Regions from separate parts of the Homo sapiens genome. Here all the other regions are linked to region 2. A link is a loop called in an ENCODE intact Hi-C map of the cell type or tissue named here. Cell type or tissue: MCF 10A. All regions are shown on one strand. Region 1 has its middle 43 kb from the start of TP63. Region 2 has its middle 120 kb from the start of MIR944. Region 3 overlaps TP63 (tumor protein p63).

What was found. Peaks named below come from ENCODE experiments on the same cell type or tissue, not always from the same donor. Only the 100,000 strongest peaks of a DNase experiment are listed, where the experiment ranks them.
Region 1: it touches region 2 in a loop (6-fold over the local background); 4 of 110 quality-filtered maps call a loop at or near these places.
Region 3: it touches region 2 in a loop (3-fold over the local background); 10 of 110 quality-filtered maps call a loop at or near these places.

What each region holds. Positions count from the first base shown.
Region 1 is chr3:189,584,722-189,592,721 of GRCh38, forward strand. No RefSeq gene overlaps it. Among named protein-coding and RNA genes, the nearest start is that of TP63, 43 kb to the right of the region's middle. RefSeq lists an enhancer at 2,227-2,366. In MCF 10A, no CTCF peak of the experiment used is centred here; DNase peaks (open chromatin) are centred at 100, 3,570 and 3,900.
Region 2 is chr3:189,945,397-189,953,396 of GRCh38, forward strand. No RefSeq gene overlaps it. Among named protein-coding and RNA genes, the nearest start is that of MIR944, 120 kb to the left of the region's middle. In MCF 10A, a CTCF peak has its summit at 3,247 (motif pointing left); a DNase peak (open chromatin) is centred at 3,245.
Region 3 is chr3:189,660,757-189,668,756 of GRCh38, forward strand. All of the region lies in intron 1 of TP63 (tumor protein p63), which reads left to right. Among named protein-coding and RNA genes, the nearest start is that of TP63, 33 kb to the left of the region's middle. In MCF 10A, no CTCF peak of the experiment used is centred here; a DNase peak (open chromatin) is centred at 3,745.

The DNA of each region.
Region 1 (8,000 bases), 360 kb before region 2:
ATACAATGCACCCTTAGTGGTGAGTTATCTGTTGAACATAATCCCCAGCCATGCCCTAGGGAATGGAGAGCTGGTGCCAAATTCTCCCTTCAGAAGCACGTGTGTGACTCTGAACTGCATATTAGGGTGAGTTGTGGATAGTTGGGTGTGTAGAGAAGGAAGGTAGGTGAAATCTGTCAGCAACCATTGCATCAGAAGTTTTATGGGTTTTCCTATACTCAGACTTCCCATATTTGGGATTGCTGAATTGCTTCAGCTTATTTCAATGATCAGGCTAGATCTGTGGGTCTCAGCCAAAAGCATAGGGGACATCATCACTGCAGTGCCAGGAGAAACAGACTTTAATGAACTTCAGGGACAACCCCACGAGGAAGCATGACTCTTCCTCAAAAGGCCTTAGGGTGTTTGCAAAATCCAAAAATAAGGGGGCGGACAATGAGCTGTGGATCATTCTAAAGACAAGCAAGGGCAAAGTTGAAAAAAATGTTAAAATTCCCTTGCAAGAGAGTTTAACACCCCAGACACAGGCTGCGACAATGAGCAAGGAAGATGGTTATTCCTGTGGGATAAGGCTATACATTTTAGTGTTCCAGAGCAGCTCTAGAAGGAAGAGTTCCCACAGGTGAGGGAAGACCAGGTGAAACTGTTCCTGTAAGGACAAGGCAGACCTAGCTGCTCTTTGCCCTCTCTGATCTAGAGTGAAATCTCACCTCCTCTTCCCCAGACTCACACTGAAAGGAAGCGTTAAGACTTTCCCAAGGGCAGAAACCAAGAAGGATCCACTTAAACAACAACATAGAACACAAAAATCTTGAGTTTCAAAATAAAGACAGAGCAATTTTGAGTCTTAGTTTCTCTCCAGCTAGTGAAGTGACTTTGGGCAAGTCACTGAATCCTTAGTCTCCATTTTCTCAGCTGTAAGAGAGAGTAATATCTTCCACAAGATGTTGTTGTGAGGATCAAATTAGATCAGATATGTAAACACACACTCTTTAAAGTGTTCCTAATGAAAAAAAAATGCTCTTTCCTTCTTACTTAGCCAATCTTTTTTCCTATTTTAGTGTTTATAAATACTGAATGAGGACTGGATCAAGGGAAGAAAGGCAGTAGCGACAACCAAGTCACAAAAATCGAGAGCTTCCCCTAAGAAGTGTTTGAATTGCCTTTCCTTTGGGGCAAAGGAAAGAATGGATAAAATTATTAACTCATGAAACTCCCTCTGTACCAGGCATTTAGCATACATTATCTCATTTGATCTTCCCTCAAACCCCTTTTAATTGGCATACATACCCATTATTATTTTACAAATGAGGAAACTGAGGCTCAAAGAAGGTAAGTCATTTTCTCAGGATCACACAGTTAGCAAGTGGAGAAGTTATGATTCCTAACCAACCCCAAGCATGTTTCAATATGCTGTCACAAGCAACTCAGAGTTCCTTTGAGATGACAAGGCAAACTTATAATGCGATGTTCCAAGATATTGCCAAGGAGTGGAAAGTGGGGTCCAATTTGGGATCATATGGTAGTTTTATTTTTAATGTTTTTGAGGAACCTCCATACTGCTTTCCATAGTGGCTGTACTAATTTATATTCCCACCAACAGTGTATTCCTTAATTAATTTATTTTAATTATTTATGCTTCCGGGTAATATTTTAAGTTTGAAAATCAATGATCTAAGTACATATCCCTGCCTTTTGTAGAAGAAAAGCCAAGCCCAGGGAGGAAAAGAAATTGCTTAAAGTTACAAAACTGTTTAGCCTAGAGCACAAACTAAAAGTTGTGTCTCTAGTCTAGGGTCATTCTCCTAGTTAGATGAGACTTGTCTTAAGACTACAGCAAATCCAAGTCTCAAGGTGTTATCTTGTTCTGAAGTAAAGTTTTATATTTTAAGGACCTACTGAGCCGGAATGTTAATCAGATGCCTAAATTTCCCCTAAAGCAGGATCCGTAGCAATGGACCTAGCCTCAATTTCTCTACTATTTGAGCTGACCTATCGTATTGTTAGATAGTTCTGTTTAGAAAGCGCTTCCTTATATTGAACCTTATTTTGCCTTCCTGAAATTTTCTCCCCCTTTATTACCTCTAATTCGTCCTTTCCAGAAGAATCATTCAAGTTTTTCCATGAGCTCTTTCTGATCCAAGATGAATATTTACAAAAGCCTTCATTCCTCTTTGTAAAGGTATAGTTTTGTTACTTCTCCAACCTAGTCAAATTACTCCAAAAATGTTCCAGGATGTTTGCTTTTCTTGAAAGCCATGGCAGCTAGAACTGTACCCTTGGTATGGTTTCTTGGTTTGGAACACGATACTCCTCTGTTTGGAAACACCCTGTCATGAACGTAGCCTACATTTGTACTATTCATTTCAAATAGCCACACTACTTGACGACGACAACAACAACAACAAAAGTCCTATGTCTTTAACTTGTGCCTCTGCTAATCACATCACCCTTACTTTGTGCTTTTTCACTTCTATGTATGGTCCTAATGCAGAGCAGTTTAGTTTTCCCTTTTCAGTTTTGCAATATTTGATGTGGTTCGCTTTCCAATCTAGAAAATGATCCTTTGCACCCTCAGTGTGTCATCCTCTGTGTCAACCTCTGTGTATCTCTGAGATTATTTTTAGTAACTTTACCAATTTATCTCTCTCTTCTCTTTCTAGTCATTAGTAAGCAGCAAAACTTTCATTTTAGATAATTAGCAACACAGGGAGAGGAGATAGGCATAAAATAGTGGATGTGAAATTGAGCTTTCCTCCTGCCAAAATAGAGCTCTCACCAACTGCTTTTTTGTTCTTGCTGCTTTGATGAATCGACTGATTCATTAACTTATTTAAGATATGAGGAATTGAACCTTTCACTTTTTTCCTGCTACCTAATTTTCACTTCATCTGCATTAATAATAATAACTGCGTTGTGACCACCTGGAAATAATTGTACATCCAAATAATTGTCATCTCCTCTCTAGCCAATTTTGTAATTCAAGTTCCTTCTCTGGGAGAATTCAAGGAACTTCATTTCAGAGACTGTGCTGTCTTTAAATATTTTAAGGAATATCAAGGGTAAGAGGAATTAACATGAGGCCCCAAGAGGGAGAATTAAACATTTCATTGGGTAGAAATTGTAGTGAGTCATATTTTACTTTAATGTAGAGAGAAGAACTCTGTTAGAATCAATGCCATTTGGAAATAGAACTGGCCATCTTGTGAGGAAATGAGTTCCCTATCAAAGACAATGTTCAGGCAAAAGTTAGATATTACTTCAAGGGGCTGTGGAAGACTGCATCAGACAGAACATTTGATAACCTTTCTTATAAGATCCTCATCAGTCTGAGATTTCAGTACTCTGTAAAGACAGAACAACTGGAGAGGGTAAGAGAGAATACCTTTAAATATTTTAGCACCAGGGAAACATGCCTTTCTACCTTTTTAAGTTTCTTATATTTGTGGTAGTAAAATTCTAAGCTCAGAGTCTGTGCCTGATAAATTCTCTCTGAAGAGTTACAGGCAAAATGCCCAGTTTTGCCTTACAAGCCATGTAAATCCAGTAATAGGAAATTATGTACATTGAATTCCCCTTCCACCTTCCAAATGCCTAGGGCTGGTAAAAGGGCAGTAGAAACTAAGTGGGAGGAAGCTGGGTTTTACAACTTAAGATACGTTAGGTTGGTTGGTTGGATTTTTAGTAGTTTGAAGCTACTAATTTTTTTTCACACTCAGTATGTGTCCAGAGTTAACAAGAGAGATATTCTTATCACTGAAACTCAAGAAAAAAGGCTGATGAAGGCTGCATTTGGATACATGATTCCATGATTGCAGAAGAAAAAAGAACACTGTGAATCACGTCCTGACTCTTGAAACTTCTATCCAGATTCTGGGAAGATAGTAGTGGTGTCATGCCACTTGGTTTTGTAATTCTCTGCCTTTTTCCCTAAGGGGTTATTACTAAGCACCCTAGTGATAATTCCTTTTATATTTCAAGAGAAATATTTTCAAAAAAATTTCTTCTGTGACTCAGCATGATAAAACAACATCAGCCGGCACTATGCATTTTCAGTTCTCCCGAATCTTGGAATTGAGAGAGAAACAGCTAATTCTCTCCATAGGTTTTCGGTTATGAATTCTGTATCCAAGAAAGCTAGATCTGGAAAGATCCTTAGAGATCATCGATCCTCTCATTTTGTAAATGTGGAAACAAGGTCAGCAAAAAGGACTGGCAGTTCAATAGCATGTGGTGATTCAGCAATACAGCCTTCAATGACATAGATCATACAATGCTCTTTTTCAGTGATCTTTCTAAACCATGTGTTATCCCTTCCCAGAACTATTGGCAGGTGTGGTTTTATAATGTGCACTGCCTGGTATATAAATATGTATTACCTCAGAATTAGCTGAAATCAATCAGGCAAGTCACCAGTATGAAAAGCTATCCACAAGACCTCTTTTTATTTTGATAGGGTGGGGATTAGAAGCTAAAGAACAGAAGGACATCAGACACTTGAGTGGAAGGAGATATAGCCATTAATGTTGAAAAGAGATCAGAAAAAAGAAAGCCAAGAGGAGAGAACAAGTTGAACAGGAATATAGTATCAGTTCTATTGATTGTGGGTGCCAGTGGCAGCTATGCACAATGGTATCTGCCAAGTGCAGACATGCGGCTTCACTGGAATACTGACACAGAGCAGAGTGACACATGGTAGCATGCTTTGCAAGTTTATGAGTTATTGTCAATGCTTCCAACTTGATTATAAGGGACCTTTGTTCCAAAGGTTGTGTTAATTGAGGTATCACTGTAATGTTACACATGGCTTATATAAGATGTTGATAAAATTAGAAAGTAGGGTACTGAGATGTCTGGTTCCTCACCCACCTAGCCCTCCAAATCCCGCAGGTGGGCTCATTGAACTCTCTCTGGAGGTGAACACTATCGTAAAGTCTGCATCCAAAATCCATTCACTTTTTCATTTATTCATACATTCGTTTTCATTCAACAAACACAAGGATACCTGTGTTAGCAAGCCAGTTGCATCCACTAACACATAAAAGTCTTACAACAGCATGCAATAAGTTTGACCAGACCTCTTATATATGATCTTTTTATTAGCAATATTGAGGCCAGTCTATCAACAAACATGTTTCTAGATTTATCAGGTTAGTGTTTTTATATATATATATGTATCTAAAACACATTTCCATGATGCCTAAATGCCTTCATATATTGTTGTTAAAATTAAATGCATAACAAAATAAATATGCATTTCAAATGATTATATTTTATTGATTTTGCAAAGCTATAAGAATGAAAATACGACTCAAGGAAAACATAGCAGAGAGGAAAGTAACATCAGCAATATGGTGGTATAAGAGTCTCCAGCATATATCCTTTCAAAGAAAAATGAATTTAAAAACCATCCAGTCATAAAAATAACTTCACAACAGATAAGGACTCCAGATGAGAGATTGCGGTGCCTAGGTGGAGCACAGAAATGATAAAAGATACATTGAAGAGGTTATAAAGGACAGTTTCACACTACCCATGTCAGCCTCCTGCAAGCTCCTGGAGTGCACTGTGGAGAGAGATACCTTCAAGGTAGAGGAAGGAGAGTAAAGTCAACATTTGGTTTTGCCATGGACATACTCCATTAACTCTAGTGCCAGACTGGCTCCTGCAAACCGCAGCTCCAGGCCCGCCCTAGTGCCAGGCCATCCTCACTGGAACAAAGCACCAGCCAAGCCCTTGTGAACCCAGAAACCAGGTTTGCCTGCCAACTGACCCAGGATTCAGGTCAGCCCACCTGAGGACTGAAACAGCATGTCTACCCACAGACCCAACGAGCTGCTCACACAAAATTAAGCCAGCTGACTGGTAAAGGGCTTTCCTTACCAAAATCAGTCTGTAAAGATTAGAAGAGGTGCTTACTTCTTAAAATACACAGACACCAATGAAAGATATCCAAAAAAATCTAGAGAAAGGAATCAAAGCAAACCACTACAAAAAAAAAAAAGATCATCAACACACACCAAAAAAAGAAAAAAGAGAACTACTGAGTATATAGAAAATGATTAACCAAATGACAATAGTAATTCCTTCCTGTCAATAATACTTTAAACATAAATGGGTTTAATTCTCCAATCAAAGACATGGAATGGCAAACGTGACTAAAAAAAGAGAGAGAGAGAGAGAGATATCAAAATGTATGCTTCCTACAAGAGACTCACTTTAGCTTTAAAGACACACATAGGTTGAAAGTGAAGAGATGGGAAAAGATATGCCACATAAATGGTAACTACAAGAGAGCAGGGGTGACTATACTTACACAGACTTTAAGTCAAAAACTGTCACAAGAGGCAAAGAAGGTCATTATATAATGATAAAAGAATCAGTTCATCATGAGGATATAACAATTGTAAATATGCATGAACCCAATATTGGGGTACCTAAATATACTGAGCAAATATTACAGAAATGAAGAGAAAAGTAAACAGCAACAGAGTAATAGTAGAGGACTTATATAACCCCACTTTAAACAATGGATATGTCATCCAGACCGAAAACCAAAAATGATACAGCAGAATTAAACAACACTGTGACCAAATGAACCTGATAGACATATGCATAACACTTCAGCTAACAGCAGCAAAACATACATTTTTTCAAGAACATATGAAGCATTCTTCAGAATTCTTTATATATTAGCCCACAAAATAAGTCTTGACAAATTTGAGAAGATTAAAATCATCTCAAATACCTTTTCCCTACCACAATGGTATGAAACCCAAAGAAATACTAGGAAAAAAACAGAAAAAAGTCACAAATATGTAGAAATTGGGCATCCTATTCTTGAACAACCAATGGGGAAAAGGGAAATCAAAATATATCTTGAGACAAATGAAAGAAAAAAATATACCAAAATTCACTGGCTACAGCAAAAATATTTCTAAGTAAGAAGTTTATAGCAATAAATGCCTACTTGAAGAAAGAAGAAAAATCTCAAATCAACAACCCAATTTTACACTTCAAGGATCTAGGAAAAGGAGAACAAAGAAAGCCCAAACATAGTAGAAGGAAAGAAATAACACAAATAAAAGCAGAAATAACAGCAGAGACTAAGAAAACCCTATAGAAGAGATCAATGAAAGTAAGAGTTAGTTTTGCAAAGATAAACAAAATTGACAAACATTTACCCAGACTAAGAAAAAATGAGAGGGCTCAAATAAAATTATAAATGAAAAAGAGGACATTACAATTGATATGACAGAAATACAAAGGATCACTAAAGACTTTTATGAACCATCATATGCCAACAAATTGGGCAACCTAGAAAAAAATGGATAAGTTTCTAAAAATACACAACTTAACAATACTAAGTTATGAAGAAATAGGAAATCTGAATAGGCCAACAATGAGTAAAGAGATTTAATCAGTAAACTAAAACCTCCTAGCAAAGAAAATCCTATGACCTAATGCCTTCACTGGTGAATTCTAACAAACATTTATAAAGAATTAACACCATTTCTTGTCAAACTCTTCTAAAAAAATTAAAGAGGAGGGAACACTTCCAAAGGTATTTTATGAGGCCAGCATTACCTTGATAGCAAAGTCAGACAAGCATAATAAAAGAAAGGAAATTAGCCAATATTCCTAATTTACATATATACAAAAACCCTTCACAAACTACTAGCAGACAAAATTCAATAGAACATTAAAAGGTCCATACAGCACAATCAAGATTTTTTCCAGGAATGCAAAGATGGCTCAAAACATGCAAATCAATAAATGTGATATATCACATTAACAGAATGAAGGATAAAATTACGTGATCATCTCCATAGATCCAGAAAAAGCATTTGACAATATACAACATCATTTAATGGTAAACATTTCAACAAATCAGATATAGAAAGAATGTAGCTCACACAATGAAGGCCATATACAATAAGCCATAGCTAACATCATACTCAGTGGTGAAAAGCTGAAAGCTTTTCTTCCCAGATTAGCAA
Region 2 (8,000 bases):
CAAATCCTGAGTGATTAAGCTAAAATTTGTGACTTTCAGTCAGTTGTCCTTTCCAATGTGTTTGTTCACTCTTTCATTTAATTGTGTGTACATTAATTAATTACTCATTTAATTAATAGTTATGCATTTCTTATCTGTGTCATGTAATATTTTAAACTGTGGAAATATAGCAATGAATGGAACTCTTGTCTTAGAAACTTTATTCTGGGCAGAAGGAGGTAGTCAATAAATCAAGTTAGATTACACATAAGTAGGAAGTTATGATATTAAGGGTTATGAAGAAAATAAGCAGAAGGCTGAGGTGTGCAGATCAACTGAGGTCGAGAGTTCAAGACCAGCCTGACTAACATGGAGAAACCTCGTCTGTACTAAAAATACAAAATTAACCAGGCGTGGTGGCACGTGTCTGTAATCCCAGCTACTCAGGAGGCTGAGGCAGGAGAATTGCTTGAACCCAGGAGATGGAGGTTGTGGTGAGCCGAGATTGCACCATCGCATTCCAGCCTAGGCAACAAGAGTGAAACTCCGTCTCAAAAAAAATAATAAAATAAAGAAAAAAAAAAGAAAAAATTAAGCAGAGAGAGGGAGTGAGAATGCTGACTGCAGGAGTTCAGTTGTAGAGAGAGGTCATGGCGGACCTCCCCAGGAAGGTGATCTTTGATCTCAACTAGATAGACATGGGGAATGAGCCACGTAGACACCTGAGGGAAGAATGGCTCAGGCATAAACAACAGTAAATGCAAAGCCCTGAGGCTGGAGCATGCTAGGCAACAGGCATGTTCTAGGAAGAGTAAGGAGGCCAGTGCCACTGCAGCCAACTAAGCAAGGGGAGAGTATATAGGATATAAGAACAGAGAGGTAGCTGCCTCAGGTCTTGGTGGCTGTTCTAATGACTTAGCCAATGAGATGCAAAACCAATGAAAGATGTTTGAGCAGAGGAATGACATAAGCTAATTTATGTTTAAAAGGATACCGCTGGCTTTTTGGTTGAGAATACACCGAAAGAGGACAAGAGTGGAAGCAAAAAGAAAAGTTAGGAGGACACTGCAGTAATTCAGCAGAGAGATAGATGATGGTGGCTTAGACGAAGATGGTGAGAGTGGTGATGGCACAAAGTCCACTACCATGGACAGCAGAAGACATGAATATAAACTCAATAATGAGGGGTGTGAGAAGGGTAAGGAAGGGTGGGTCTGGACTACTCTGCAGAGAGACCGAACTTAGCCTAGGAGTACATGGCATCAGAGAAGGCTTCCTAGAGGAAGAAATATTCCAGACCTAAGCCACAACATGATGTAGAGTGACCAACTGTCCAAGTTTGGTTTTCAGACCCCTCGGTCCCAGGGAAAGTGGGATGGGTGACCACCCACGGTCGGAGTTTCCTGGTGAAACCAGAGTGGTGGTGGGAGGACAGTGTTTTCAGCAGAGAGAATTGAATGTAAACATCTGAGAGACAAGAGAGGGCCATGCTACAGGGTAGGGAATAAAGAGGAGGAAAGTGGCAGCATGCAGGGTTGAGGAGGTAGGCAAGGGCACCAGCGTACGGCGAGGAAGCCAGAAGATCGCTGGGATTTGTTTCTACATCATTGGAAGGGTTTTAAGCAAGGAGTGTTAGCACTAACAACTCAGTGTTACCTGTCACCTCTGTTAATTTACCTGTAGAAGAGCTATTACAAGTAATTTATAAGTTTTCAGGTAAAGAAAAAGATGACAAGCAAGAAATCACTAAACAGAGTAGGAAATACATTTATACGAAAACATTCCAGCTAAGTGTTCAGTTGCTACTTGGGAGTCCTTCTGTGTAATAAGGTCAAATTCCCTATGAAACTAGTTGATGTTTTCCCTCGTTTCTCTGCTTGCATCACTGACATCATTATTTTCTTAGGCTCAACAGCTCAGAGACATAATTTTTATCTTTTCTTCTTGGTGACTCTGACAGCCTCCAAGTTCTGATTTGTTTTTCCTTCAGGATGTCTCTGCTTAGTCCTTTACCCGCAAGTTCCACGGCTGCCAGCCTGCCTCAGGCTTCCTCACATGTGCCTTGGCAGTGGTGGACTAAGCTAGGCAATCAGTAGGATTGGATACCCCTGGGTGCAGGCAATGACGAGGTGTTGTCTTTAGAGGTCTAAAACCAATACAAAACCAATTCGAAATTAGCCTGCCTTGTATTATTTCTATGTGCCAGCAACTATAGACAATGACAAAGATAAAATCTCCTTCCCACTGGGGCAGACTACTCCCAAATTCCCTCCCACTCAACTCTTGATTAGTGTAACATTTGCTTTATTGGTATCCCTGACAATTGACCTTTTTTCCTCCAATCCTTCTCAGGCTGACTTTGTTAATCTAACAACTACAATCTATAACCACCTGTGTCGAGCTCTCCCAAACTTCAGAATCCTCCCTGAGGTTTACAGGATCAAGCCCCAATGCCTCAGTTTAGCTTTCGATCAAGCCCTCGGTAACCTGTAGGTAGCCTAACAGCTGTGACTTTTCCTTTTAATTTCACATCCCAAACCCTCTTTTCCAGAGGAGTCTATGTTACAAATTTATGGTTTCCTGCTGCAGTAGCAGGGAGGAAAACCAGTTTTGGATCCCAGCAGTACTAGTGACTGTGTGAGCTTAAGCTAGTCACTTTCCCTCTAAAAGCCTTGATTTTCTCATAGTAAAATTAGGATAATAATACCTATAGAGCTGAAGTCACAGGATTACAGCAAGGGCAAAATGACATCATGGTTGTGAAAGCAGCTACCCGTGTGAGCCACGATGACTATTATAAGCAGTAGAGGTAAGTAATACTTGTCAGGGTAGTGGTTGTCAACAATTAGTGTTGATATTCATGGCAATGCATGACTTACTGATTTTTTTAATGTTGTCTATTTTATCTTTTATATATTTTATCTTTACCACTCCATATCATACTCGTCATTTAAGAAACAACTCTAGACTAACTTCCTGCCAAATACTTCCTGGGTCACACTAGCCTACCGAACTGAACTCTGCTGTCCTCAAAAACCTCCAAAACATATACCCTTTGCATTCAGGCATGTACCACATGTATCATTTCATATCATGTTCCCACCTGGACTATAAATGCAACATCTCATGCTTGTTTAGCATTTCTCTAAATGCTGAGAACATAGTAGATGTTAAATCAAGACTTGCTAAAATGAACGAATGAATGAATGCATAGAGGCATCTTTCTTTTTTATTTTTAACCCCTCACAGCAAAATATGCTAATAGTGCCCTCTGCTGCTGACTAACGATTCTGTTTTTTACACAGTTGAAAAGCAAGTGACAGAAAGCTCAGTAAAAGGAAATAGGTAAAAATTGTGTCTTTCAAGGTGCTTGGCACAAACAAAGTAGCTGTAATGTCACAGTGCAGACAGAAAGCTAGGCTGTCAGAAGGACCAAATGAGGTGGCTGCAGACAAGACAAGCCTCTCTTTTCTGGACTGCTGATTGACAACCAGCTTGGAGTTCAAACACTCTCAATTTTGTAATTTTGTAACAAGTTTCTCTTCTCCTGTGCCCCTGCCCTAGCAATAAGTGTGTTATATATGATCAGACTATTTCTAAATGTAACTGTATGAAAATTAACCTTGAAGGTTCTGAGGTTGATCAAGGGATAATGCACTAAAAAAAAAAAAGTCATGAGAGCAGGTGAAATATTGCCAGAGAATTCACAGTCCTATTCATTTTCCTTCATTTTAGGTGTTCTGATATAGTCACAAGTCATTGTCTTTTAATGATTACCTGCTATGTGTTCGGCTCTCTTTTTATAATCTCAATTAATCTTTCTTCTTTTCTTTCTTACTCTTTTTCTTTCTTTCTTTTTCTTTCTTCTTTCTCTTTCTTCTTTGTTTCTCCTTTCTTTCTTTCCTTTCTCCTTCCTTCCTTCCTTCCTTCCTTCTTTCCCTCTTCCCTTCTCTTCCCCTTCCCTCCCCTCCCCTCCCCCACTCCCTGCCCCTCTCCTCCCGTCCCCTCCCCTTCCCTTCCTGACAGTATCTCCATATGTTGCCGAGCCTGGTCTCAAACTCCTGGCCTCAAGTGATCCTCCAGCCTTGGCCTCCTAAAGTGCTCAGATTACAGGCATGAGCCATCATGCCTGGCCAATGAAATCTCTAGATAACTTATGAAATAGATATTACCAGCCTTTTCTTTATAGATAAAGACACTGAACAGATGTGCGTTAAAGGCCAGTAAAAGGCAGAAAGGGCTGCAAGTCCATGGTAACACAGTCTGCACTCTTCTCTGCAATTCCATAGCTTCTCAGTGTGGTCTGCCGCTCTAGGAGTCAGAGGAGCTGGTTTTGAGTCCATATTTCTACCACTAACATTTCAGTAAAGTTGAGTAACTCACATTTCTCCACCTCTAAAATAAAGGGCATAAGGTCAGGTGCTTTCTAAGGTCCCTTCCAACTTGGAGTCAGTTGTTTGCAGTGTCGTTCACTTGCTAAGCTATAAATACAAAGCACAATTGTGGCTATGATTCTTCCTTGGGGTCCCTACCATGGACTTGATCTTCCCTGTTTAGCCTGCTCTGATGAGTTAAACGTTGACCTCAGATCAATAATGAAAAGCCCTCTGTGCTGACGTTGATGGTCATTCAAATATCATTCTATTTAATTTGTAAATCCTTCTACACATAAATGACATGTTTTGACCACAGAGTTCAAGGCATGATAGTTTATTTCATGCTGATTCTGAAGGTAGGGCAGTTTTCAGTTTTGGCACGCCAATTTGTCACATTTGACATTTTTGACAATCAGCCTTTAGCTGGTAAGTGGCTTGGTGGGCAACGTGTCCCTAGTTAATAGGCACACCCCGATAGCTCACAGTCTCCGGGGACAGCCATCTCTGCAGCATGCCTAGCCTTTGAAGCGGCTCACGCGTTCTTCAAAGCAAACTTTCTGGTACAGGGAGCAACATCTGATGTACTTTTATTACCCTTAGAGACAAAAAAAACATCACTCAGAAGCCAAACGTCTGCAAGGAAAAATCTGTACCCTGTGCTTAGCCCTGCGGCCTGGAAGTTCAGAGAAGGCTGAAAGTGCTCCCTGTGAGGAAACCAGGGCATGTTTAGACAGAGCTTTAATCATGTCTAACCAACTCAGAGCAGTGGCAGCAGCCATCTTGCTGAAGATGTCGCCTCCTTCTGGATTTGCACTGGAGTGTGGGGGAGTGGGTGAGATCTAGTGTCAGATAAGCTCATAATAATTCCTACTGCTTCCTAGTTATTCAAAACATCAAAACTGCAAAATCTTCTTAGAGAGTTCAGCAACTTTTTTTTAACTCGAGGAACTGACATCTACTGACTTTGACTTCTGTCAAATTATTTATCTATTCTGGTGTTTTATTTTTTCCACTATATGAGAATAATCATCACATCTATTGGGATGTCGTGAAAAACTTAGTGAACCCAATGCTAAACGATGAAGTGGACTACTTTCCCAGAAATCTTTACTCTGTCTAGGCAAGGGAGCTTCAACAATACCGCCCATGCCTGTTCTTTACTTAATACTAAGTAGCTAAAGTTAGAATAAATTGCAGATTAAGACCACTGAGAATCCAGCTGTCCTAAAAGATGTTTACACCTTTATCTGGGATGCTGAAGGGTTGAAAATCTCCAAGTAGTCTTTATTTAATTAACCAATGTTAACTTCAAAGAAATATAATTCTGGTTCATATTACCTTGTGAAAAAAAAGTCCTGAAATTCTGAACTTGAAATATAATAAAAATTCTAGCATCTATTCAGTAAATGTTGCTAAACACTGGACTATCGTGATAGACCAGAATATTACTCCAGTGACCGGAAGCCTTGAAGTCAGCTTCTGAGCCTCAGGGACTCTATAATTTATTCTAAATCTAAGTAGTCTGATTGCCTAAGACCTTCAAAGGCATTTGCAAAGTTTAACACACCAAAAAACAGGTACAGAGAACAAAAAGGGTGATTGGATGCTTGTTGCTTTATGTCCTATTTGACCCTTTGGTTTTAAATGAGGTAAATTGCTCCAATTAACTCCTGTTGGAGATGGTTTTCTTTCAATGATTCCTTCTGTTCCTTGTTTGACATTGGAAAAGATGTCATTAGTAAAGCATTACATGGCTTTCGGGTTTTATTAAAAGACTGACTGAGTTTACCAAATGCTAGGCTTTTCAGACAACATACCTGTGTGCTGCAATATTGTCATTATTCCCATTTCTGATACGAAAGTCTAATAATTTGAGTGAAGTAGATTAGTTCCAGGTCATGTAGGGTAGAAAGTTTCATGGACTTATGGGCAGAGGAATATGCTGCTGGTAGAGCCCATTGACTTTAGTCTCAACGATGAATTCACGTCAGCTATTTCTGATAGTAGCTACTCCTCTGCTTTTCAGAAGGAAGCTCAGTCCTTCAGGGCTTTCACACTACCCACTTGAATAATACCTCCCTTGCAAGTGAATACAATAAAACTTACTCTTTAACTGGTATTTATTAAGATTTTCACAGCATTCATTAAACTGCTTTCCGAAGGCTATCTCATTCCACTCCACCCCAAAACACCAACTTTCTGAACTCTCATTTTCTCCGAAGGCTCAGTCCTTTAGAACCCAAGAAATCATTCAGTTCAAATGCAACACTTTTCAGCTGAGGACACTGTGATGCAATGAGAGGTTAAGTGGCTCATTCCCACGTATTGGTGGCAGATCAGTCAGGCCAGATCCAGCTCACCTGTCACCTTCTCTCCAACTTTTCCCTACCACTAACCACTCCTTTCCCACTTGCATGACCTTTCCTCCTACCCCTATCACAATCCTCTGCCGTAACATTCACCTTACTTTAAGTTGATCATTTGTTTACATCTGTTTTTTTCCACTTTGAGTTCCTTAAAAGAAGGGATAACATTTTATTCATCTTTAAATGCCTCCCTAAGCCTACAACGGCACGGCCACTCAAAAACTCTCTGTGAAATGAATTCATACATGACCAGGGCTTTACGACATCACCTTCTCTGTGCCTGTTTGTTTTTTCCCATTTACACAATGAAGATGGCATTGACGTGTCTCTCAAGATAATTATGTAGTTACATATGATTGCTACGTGCTTCAAGACCATAAAAAAGCTTTATAAAGCCAACCACGATTACAACCTTTGAAACAATGGAATATACGATTAACAAGTGGAAAGAGATGAGACATACCAGGTAATGCTTATTGTCCATTCCCTATTTCTACCTCCACCCACCACCAGGTAGTAACTCAGAGGTAAAAACATAAACTTGGAATAAGAGAGGAGGGTTTACCTCGGGTCTGGATAAGATTATTAGGACCGATGTCATCACGCTGCCGTCATGCGGGAAGGCACCTAGGTCTGATGAGAGAGGCCCAGGGCAAGATTCCCATATATATAGGTAACACTCAATTCACTGTTGAAATGAGGCTCAAATCAAGAAGGCACGTGGCCTTATCTATTCGAAATTGATTCGTCCTTCAAAAGCAGAAGATATCAGATAATTATAAAAGGGACTGTTAAGGTAGAAAGACTGTCAAACTCTAGGCTACCCTGGCTCTCCTCTGTGGCCATTCTACCAAAATAAAGAGAGGGGGTACAGCATGTCTTATTCACCTTTTGTTCTCCCTTCTCCTAAATGTACCATATAAAATGACTAGAAAACATGTGTCATATGTTGACTAAACGAAGCATTCATTTAGATTTTCCTCCCCAGCAACATGTCTGGAAAAAAAATGATAGGAACATCTTGTTTGGTTATTTTTATTGCGGGCCCTTAATAAGATAGTTGAAGCCAGAGGTGCCTCATTAACCCAACTTTTTACAGCTGATGCCATCCATTGTAGAGTGAAACAGAATCAATAGTCAGATTGTTCCCAACTTGGCTTTGCCCAGCCTCGGAGGTCAGCAGTGGGCACAGAAAACACTGTGAATTACAAGGAGGAGGAGGTAAAGGGGAAGCTCTGACAGAATGAGTCTGCAGCTCCAACCCAGCAGTGAGCTCAAT
Region 3 (8,000 bases), 280 kb before region 2:
TTCTCCTTGTAGAGATCTTTCACCTTCGATGTTAGATGTAGTCCTAGGTATTTTTGTGTGTGTTCCTATTGTAAATGGGATTGCATTCTTGATTTGCTCTCAGCTTCAACATTATTGGTGTATAGAAATGCTACTGATAGCATTTCTATCAGTGTAACTATACATTTATTTTGTATCCTGAAACTTTACTGATGTCATTTATCAGTTCTCAAAGCCTTTTGGTGGAGTCTTTCGGGTTTTCTAGGTGTAAAATCATATCAGCAAAGAGAGACTTTGACTTCTTCCTTTTCTATTTGGGTGTCTTTCATTTCTCTCTTGCCTGATTGCTCTTGCTGGGACTGCCAGTATTAGGTTGAATAGAAGTAGTGAGAGTAAGCATCCTTGTCTTCTTCTAGTTCTCCAGGAAAATGTTTCCAATTTGTGCACACTCAGTATGATGTTGGCTGTAGGTTTGCCGTAGATCACTCTTATTATTTTGAGGTATATTCCTTTGATGCCTAGTTTCTTGAGGGATTTTATCATGATGGGGTGTTGGATTTTATCTAAATCTTTCTCCACATCTTTTGAGATGATCATGGGGTTTTTGTTTTGAATTCTGTTTATGTGTTAAATCACATTTAATTGATTTGTATATGTTGAACCCAGCGTGCATCCCAGAAATGAAGCCTACTTGATCATGGTGAATTAACTTTTTGATGCGCTGCTGGATTCAATATGTTGGTATTTTGTTGAGGATTTTTGTGTCTATGTTCATCAGAGATATTAGCCTTTAGTTTTCTTTTTTCATTTTGCCTTTGCGAGCTTTTGGTATCAGGGTGATGCTGGCTTCATAGAATTAGTTAGGGACGAGTCCCTCATGCTTGATTTTTTTGAAATAGTTTTGATAGAATTGGTACCTTGCCCTCTTTGTATGTCTGGTAGAATTTGGCTGTGAATTATGTAGTCAGGCTTTTTTGGTTGGTAGAATTTTTAATGCCAATTCCATTTCAGAACTCAATATTGGCCACTTCAGAGTTTCAATTTCTTCCTGCTTCAATCCTGAGAGGTTGTGTTTCTAGAAATTTATCCATTTCCTCTAGATTTTCCAGTTTGTGTGAATAGATATGTTTATAATAGTCTTTGAGAAACTTTTGTATGTCTCTGGATTGGTTGTAATGCCACCATTGTATTTTTGATTGCGCTTATTTGGATCTTCTCTCTTTTTTCTTTGTTAATCTAGCTAGAGTCTATCAATATTGTTTATCCTTTCAAAAAATAATTTTTGGTTTTGTTGATTCTGTGGGTGAATTTTGGGGTCTCAAGTTTCCTAAGCTCTGCTCTGATTTTAGTCATTTCTTTTCTTGTGCTAATTTTGGGGTTAGTTTGTTTTTGTTTTTATAGTTCCTTTAGGTGTGATGTTAGATCATTAATTTGAGGTCTTTCTAACTTTTCGAGGTAAGTGTTTAGCACTATAAACATTCATCTTAATCCTGCTTTTGCTGCATCCCAACGATTTTGGTATGCAGTGTTTCTGTTTTTATTTATTTCAAAAAAACTTTTGACTTCTGCCTTAATTTAGTTGTTTACCCAGAAGTCATTCAGTAGCAAGTTGTTTAATTTCCATGTAAATTGCCTAGTTTTGAGAGATCTTCTTGGTATTGATTTCTACTTTTATTCCACTGTGATCTGAGAGTATCGTTGGTATTATTTCAGTTTTTTTTAATTTATTGAGACTTGCTATATGGTTAAGTATGTGTACATTCCTCTAATCTGCACACAGAATAAAAGTTTATTTTTAAACAAATAGGCTTCTTTCTACACTTGAGTGGAAGATCTTCTGAATAAACATCTAGTGTTTATGTTCTTCATAATATGTAGAATTTATTTAAAAAACAAATTATTAGGTTAGCTCTGTGTTTCAAATATATAGTACAGTATTTCAATTCCTTAAATAGGCTGATTGTTTATCTTAGTCATTGAAAGAAAAAATATAAATAAATATATGACTTCACATCTCTACTTTCAATTTGTCTTTTATGGGGATGAAGAGAACATGTTCTTTCCTCTATTTTAGTTTCTTAAACATTTGTGGATATATGTTACAGTTTATGAAGCATACCAAAGATAAGGAAACTGTTGGAATTCTAATTTGATCACTAATTATTTATATAAGATTAAGAGAGTCTTTCTGGGACTTATTTTTGTTTCTATGTATATAAAGTGGTCTGAATAGATTAAGTGATTTTAACTTATTATGTGGCTTTCATAAGTGCTCTGAATTTTTTTTTGCAAATTTAACTATTGCAAAATAAACATTTTAGAGTTTTGATCATATTTTTAAAATTATCAGTTACCCACAAAGTGGTTAAGATCCTCCGGTCTTACTGATGTTTGTAGCTGGGGTATTAATTCTGTAGAGACCTTGAAGATGGTGCTCTGACTACTGTTGACAAATATCAGTAAGTATCAAAATACTTTTACGACATTGAGTTCTGTACAATAGTGATTATAGTTAAAAATATAAGATAGGTTCTGGAAGGACTTCAGAGTTATCAAGAACCATGGAGTCCTTACCATTTAAGTTCTTTTTCATCAATGAAAGAAATTAAGACCCAGAGGAAAAGATTTATAGAAACATCATCTTAAAGCATCTTATAGAATCATTTAAAGTGGTTATGCTATCCTTTGCTGTCCACAAAGATGAGCTGCTATAATTTCAGTACAATTTCAGGCAAGATGAACTAAAACACCTAATTCATAATTTAAGTGGCTTATTTCATTCATTCTTTTTTTTTTTTTTTTTTTTTTTTGAGACAGTGTCTCACTCTGTCACCCAGGCTGGAGTTCGGCAGTACAATCTCAGCTCACTGCAACATCCATCTCCTAGATTAAAGAGATCCTCCTGCCTCAGCCTCCTGAGTAACTGGGATTACAGGCACATGCCGCTATTTTCAGCTAATTTTTGTATTTTTAGTAGAGACAGGATTTCACCATCTTGGCCAGGCTGGTGTTGAACTCCTGACCTCAAGTGATCCTCCCACCTCAGACTCCCAAAATGCTGGGATTGCAGGCATGAGCCACTGCACCTGACCTGAGCCACCGCACCCAGCCATTTCATTCTTTCATTTTTATTCTTAAATTCACTTACGCATTTAGCAAATAATAATGTTGTAATATATGTTAAGCTTAGTGTTAGGTGCCTTGGACACAGAAACAAATATATATCTATTATTTCTTGAGTGTCTACTAAGTGCTTTAGCGTAATTAACTTCCAAAACATTTTAAATATCTAAAAACATGGAGACTGGGAAAAAGTACATTACTTATCCAAACCTCTACAGAGAGTAAGCTGCAGATTAGAACTTAAAACTTAGGTCTGACTTCCCCCTAAACTATATTTTTGTCATCTTTCCTATCCCCCCAAGCCCTGCCTTTAAAGGGTTTAAGAGCTTTTTGGTAAAAATAGGCACTTGGACATGTGAACAGCAACAGGAATATCACAATACCCAGCAAAGAAATTTAACATAAATCTGACATAATTTATTGCATGCCTATCTCGTTACTAAAATCTTTTGTAAATTTTAAATATGAAGGGCAGTACTATGCTCAAAATTACATAGAAATATTTTTTCAAAAACATTCAAAATGACAAACTTTAAAGCTAGAGATGGTCGGTCTTTGGTACTGCCATCCTATTTCCTAACTGAGGAAGATAATGCTCTGTGATGCAACATGCATTGCAGCATGCCACATTGCATAGACATCTGAATCCCACAGGAACCAGAGCCTGAGTTAAAAAAGAAAACAGTGACTCAGAATTCAAGACTTCTGGCCTTAGTTGATTCAAGATGTCATTTTTTCAGTTTTTATTTTTTTTCCTCCAGATCAAATTTCAGTAAAATGTGACAGTAAGACTTTATTGTATGTGCCTCTTATTTCTCCTTTAGTTTATAAAATATTTTGGTGTTCTCTGACTATTGCTGAATTGTATGCTTGGATATTAAACATAATAAAGTTCCATCTACTTTCATAATGAATGAAATAGTAGTATTTGTTTTTATGTAATGTTTAAGAGAATCCATAGCCTTTTATGTGTGTAGATGGTAGAAAGCTATAATTTCACTAAAAGCAGAAGAGATCTAGCTGGTGGGGAGACAGTGTTGTATCGGAGCTAGCTTGTACCTGCTCATACCATCTGGTTATTAAATATTCAGGAATTTTACAAACCAATTGTGAAATATAGCCATTATTAAAAAATAAACTGTATAGACTTATAACTAAGTAAAAATATTAGAATGAAAGCATAAATAACCAAACTCATCACTTCTTAATTCTTTTACTACATCTTACTATTACCTGTGTTCTCATTATTTTACACTTACTGCCTTTGCATGGTAAAACGACTCCTTATGAGAGTGTACTACCACCCGTGGTTTTCTTCACTCTGTGTTCAGTGACATAATTTTTGTAGCTTAAAATTGGCCATGTTGGGAGTATTTATGCTGTAGAAATTGACTTATGCTACGGTTCAGGGATTTTTATCTCAGATATCCAGTTGTTAAACATGTGTCAGCATGCCACTGAGAATAGAGGAATATCACAAATATTGATCAGCTTCTGCTATTCACAAATTCAACCCTACTTCAACATTATAATCTCGTGTTCAAACCTGATAAGCTACTTTTTGTCAGGATCAGGTCCTAGTTTGGTATGTTTTGAGTAAAATTCCCAAATAGATTAGAGTATATGTAGTTTGAGGATGAAGTGAATGTAATATTTGATGTTATTGATATTTGCAACTATGAGGGGATATATCTGAAGGCAAAACCTAACATGCAGAGGATGGCTGAGCAGGAAGAAGAGTGAATCCTTGATGATGATATTGAATCACAACACTAATTAATTCTGGAGTCACACTTCAGCCACCTTGTCATGTGAAAAATATATTCTTTAAAGCCACTTTTAATTGTGGTGTGTATTATATGCAGCAGAAAGTAACCTAACTAATACACCAATTACCCATTTTATAGATAAAAGTCAGCTAATTCCTACAGCCACGACATTTAGGAAAGTTCATGTAAGGTCTTATTAGCACTTCTATTTTAAAGGCTTGTCTTTTTTGTTTTTTAATTTTAAGCATAACTTTAATTATAGCTTCCAGTATATAAAAGCATTATTTGAACCTGGGTCAACATGAAATGCAACCAGAAACTTTAAAAAAGTGTAAGCACTGCAAATATATATTTGTATAATAATGGGTACTGATGACTACGATGGATATCTAATATCTAACTGAAAATAAATATAGTTTTCCTTAGGAAAGGAAAAGACATCAGAACCCAGTTATTCAAATACTTACTTAGGCCTTTCTTAAGTAGGGGAGGTTGTTTATAGCCATAAGATACTTATCAAACGTAATAAATAAGCACATTTCCAATTATAAACTAATGAGTAGATTTTATTAAACATTATTCTTACAATTCCTTGAAAACTCTAGTAGTTATAGAAAGAGCACAAAGTATTCTGATTTTATGCTTTTAAAAATGTGACCCTTTAACAGAGAAACTCCACTTAGGTTTAATAAGACATATTTGACATTCTACTATCATTCAAAACCCCTGAGATTGGTTACACAAAAGTTATATCAACTAATACAAAAATAATGATTATATGAAGTTATTTATTCTGTGTAATGAACAAATACTAATTAATGAAATAGACTTATACTGTAATTATGACTTTTTATATTCTAGCAAAAACAATGAAATTGGGAGGTTTTAAATTCAACCTATAGTCTGAAATCCAATATTATTCTAGCAAAAGGAGAGAAAGAGAATGAAATAGAGAAGAGACAGATGAATATTAAGAAATGATTTAGAATAGGTAAACAGTAAAATAGTAATAAATAATACAACATTGGTTAATATGGCAGTTGATTTACCTTGTGAGGTGTCAAAAATCTGAAAGGTAGCTGAAGAAACTTTTGGCAGTTTCTTGGAAGAAGTGAGTAATTCATTCTCCTAAATTCAAGCTTAGTGTATATGGGTAGTTCTCAAGTAACATGAAATGAGTATAATACTATCACTGGCTTAATATCTACTAAAAGGGAAATTGTGTGTATGTATGTAAATGGGTTTACATGCATTTACAAAAGAATGGATTGGATATTTTTAAATGACAGTAGAGGAACTTATACTTGTGACCATATATAAACACACTGATATTGGACAAAATATATAAGAAAACTTTTCAGGCCTTGAACAAAAGACAGCACAGGCTTACAGTTTTTGAAAAAAAAAAAAAAAACTCATAAAAGTGTGTCTCATGATTGAACCTACTCTCTGCCTGAGAACAATTTCCTAAACTGTGAAAGAAGGAGCTGACACACAAGCATAGCACGACAGTCCCACTGAAGCTAAGGCAGAAGTTAGAATTTTTTTTTTTTTTTTTTTTTGAGACGGAGTCTTGCTCTGTCACCCAGGCGAGAGTAGTACAGTGGTGCAATCTCTACTCACTGCGACCTCTGCCTCCTGGATTCAAGAGATTCTCCTGCCTCAGCCTCCCGAGTAGCTGGGATTATAGGCACCCGCCACCACGCCTGGCCAATTTTTGTATTTTTAGTAGAGACAGGGTTTCACCATCTTGACCAGGCTGTTCTCAAGTTCCTGACCTCTTGGTCTACTCGCCTCTACCTCCCAAAGTGCTGGGATTAGAGGTGCGAGAAAGTAGATTTAAGAGTTGCTGAAGGAGGTAGAATCTGTGGACTAGGGCACCAGAGAGCAGGGAGCTAATTTGAGTAGGAACCCCAGAGTTTGTGTGGGAGCTCTTGTAGGGTGTCTGGCTATGGGATAATCTTTACAAGCTCAGGAAGAGACTATGGGAGGCTGCAAAGCAAATAAGTACTAAAGACTTGAGAGTAGAACAGAAGCTGAAGATTGCATGGTTATGGAAGAACCCAATGCCCCAACTCAGCTAGAGTGCAAAAATCTTATTAATATCCTGAGTATTCAACTGAGACATCAAGAAGTTCATTCCTTAAGTATAGACCATGTTCTACAGCAAGAGACAGCAAATGTTTTCTGACCCTGGTCCCTATAATCTCTGTTCCAACTTCTTAACCTTGCTTTTGAGATGTGAAAGCATCTATAGAAAATACATAAATAAATAGGTGTGGCCATGTTCCACTACAGCTTTAATCATAAAATTAACAGGTATCAGTCGAGATTTGACCCACAGACCATAGTTTGCTGACCCTACCCAAGAGTAAGGCCTATACAACACCTCCTTATTAAAGCGTAAAACTCAGCTTTGACAATATCCACAGGAAGACAGAGTTTAGAAATTAAGCCGTAGCAAGTTACAGGGGCTTGAGAAAAAAAATTAGGCATTGCACAGATATGTTCAACAAAGCATAAAACTAAGCGAATACAAGTTTAAGGTAAATAGGCTATGATAGAGCTACTTATTTGAACAAAAATCAGCAATTTTCTGGAAAAAAAAATCCAAAATCCAGTTTATCTAAATTACATCATCCAAGATGTCCAGTATAAAATTGAAAAAATTAAATAAATAAAAACAGATTTTAAAGTCATCCTGAGGTTTAATTTATCAAATAAAAACTTAAAGGAAACTATTGTTCATTTCAAGGAATAAAATGAAAATATGCTTTTAATGTTATATAGATGAGGTATCTAAACAGAGACATGAAAAATATAAAAGCAAATGAAATAGAAAATCTACAACAAAAATGCAGTAACTAAAATCTTAAATCCATATGAGCTTTACAGATGACTGAAGGTAGAAAAAGAAAGTGTCAATGGATTTCAACCAAATAAATAGAAGTTATCCAATGTTAAGAAATAAAAATATTGAAGAAAATATAATAGCAACTCAAGCATACAGGACAATATCAAAGGATCTTAGCAAATGTTTAACTAATATCCTAGAAAGACAAGTGAGAAAGGGGTGAAAAAAGTATTTAAAGAAGTAATAGCTGGCTAGACGTGGTGGCTCACATCTGT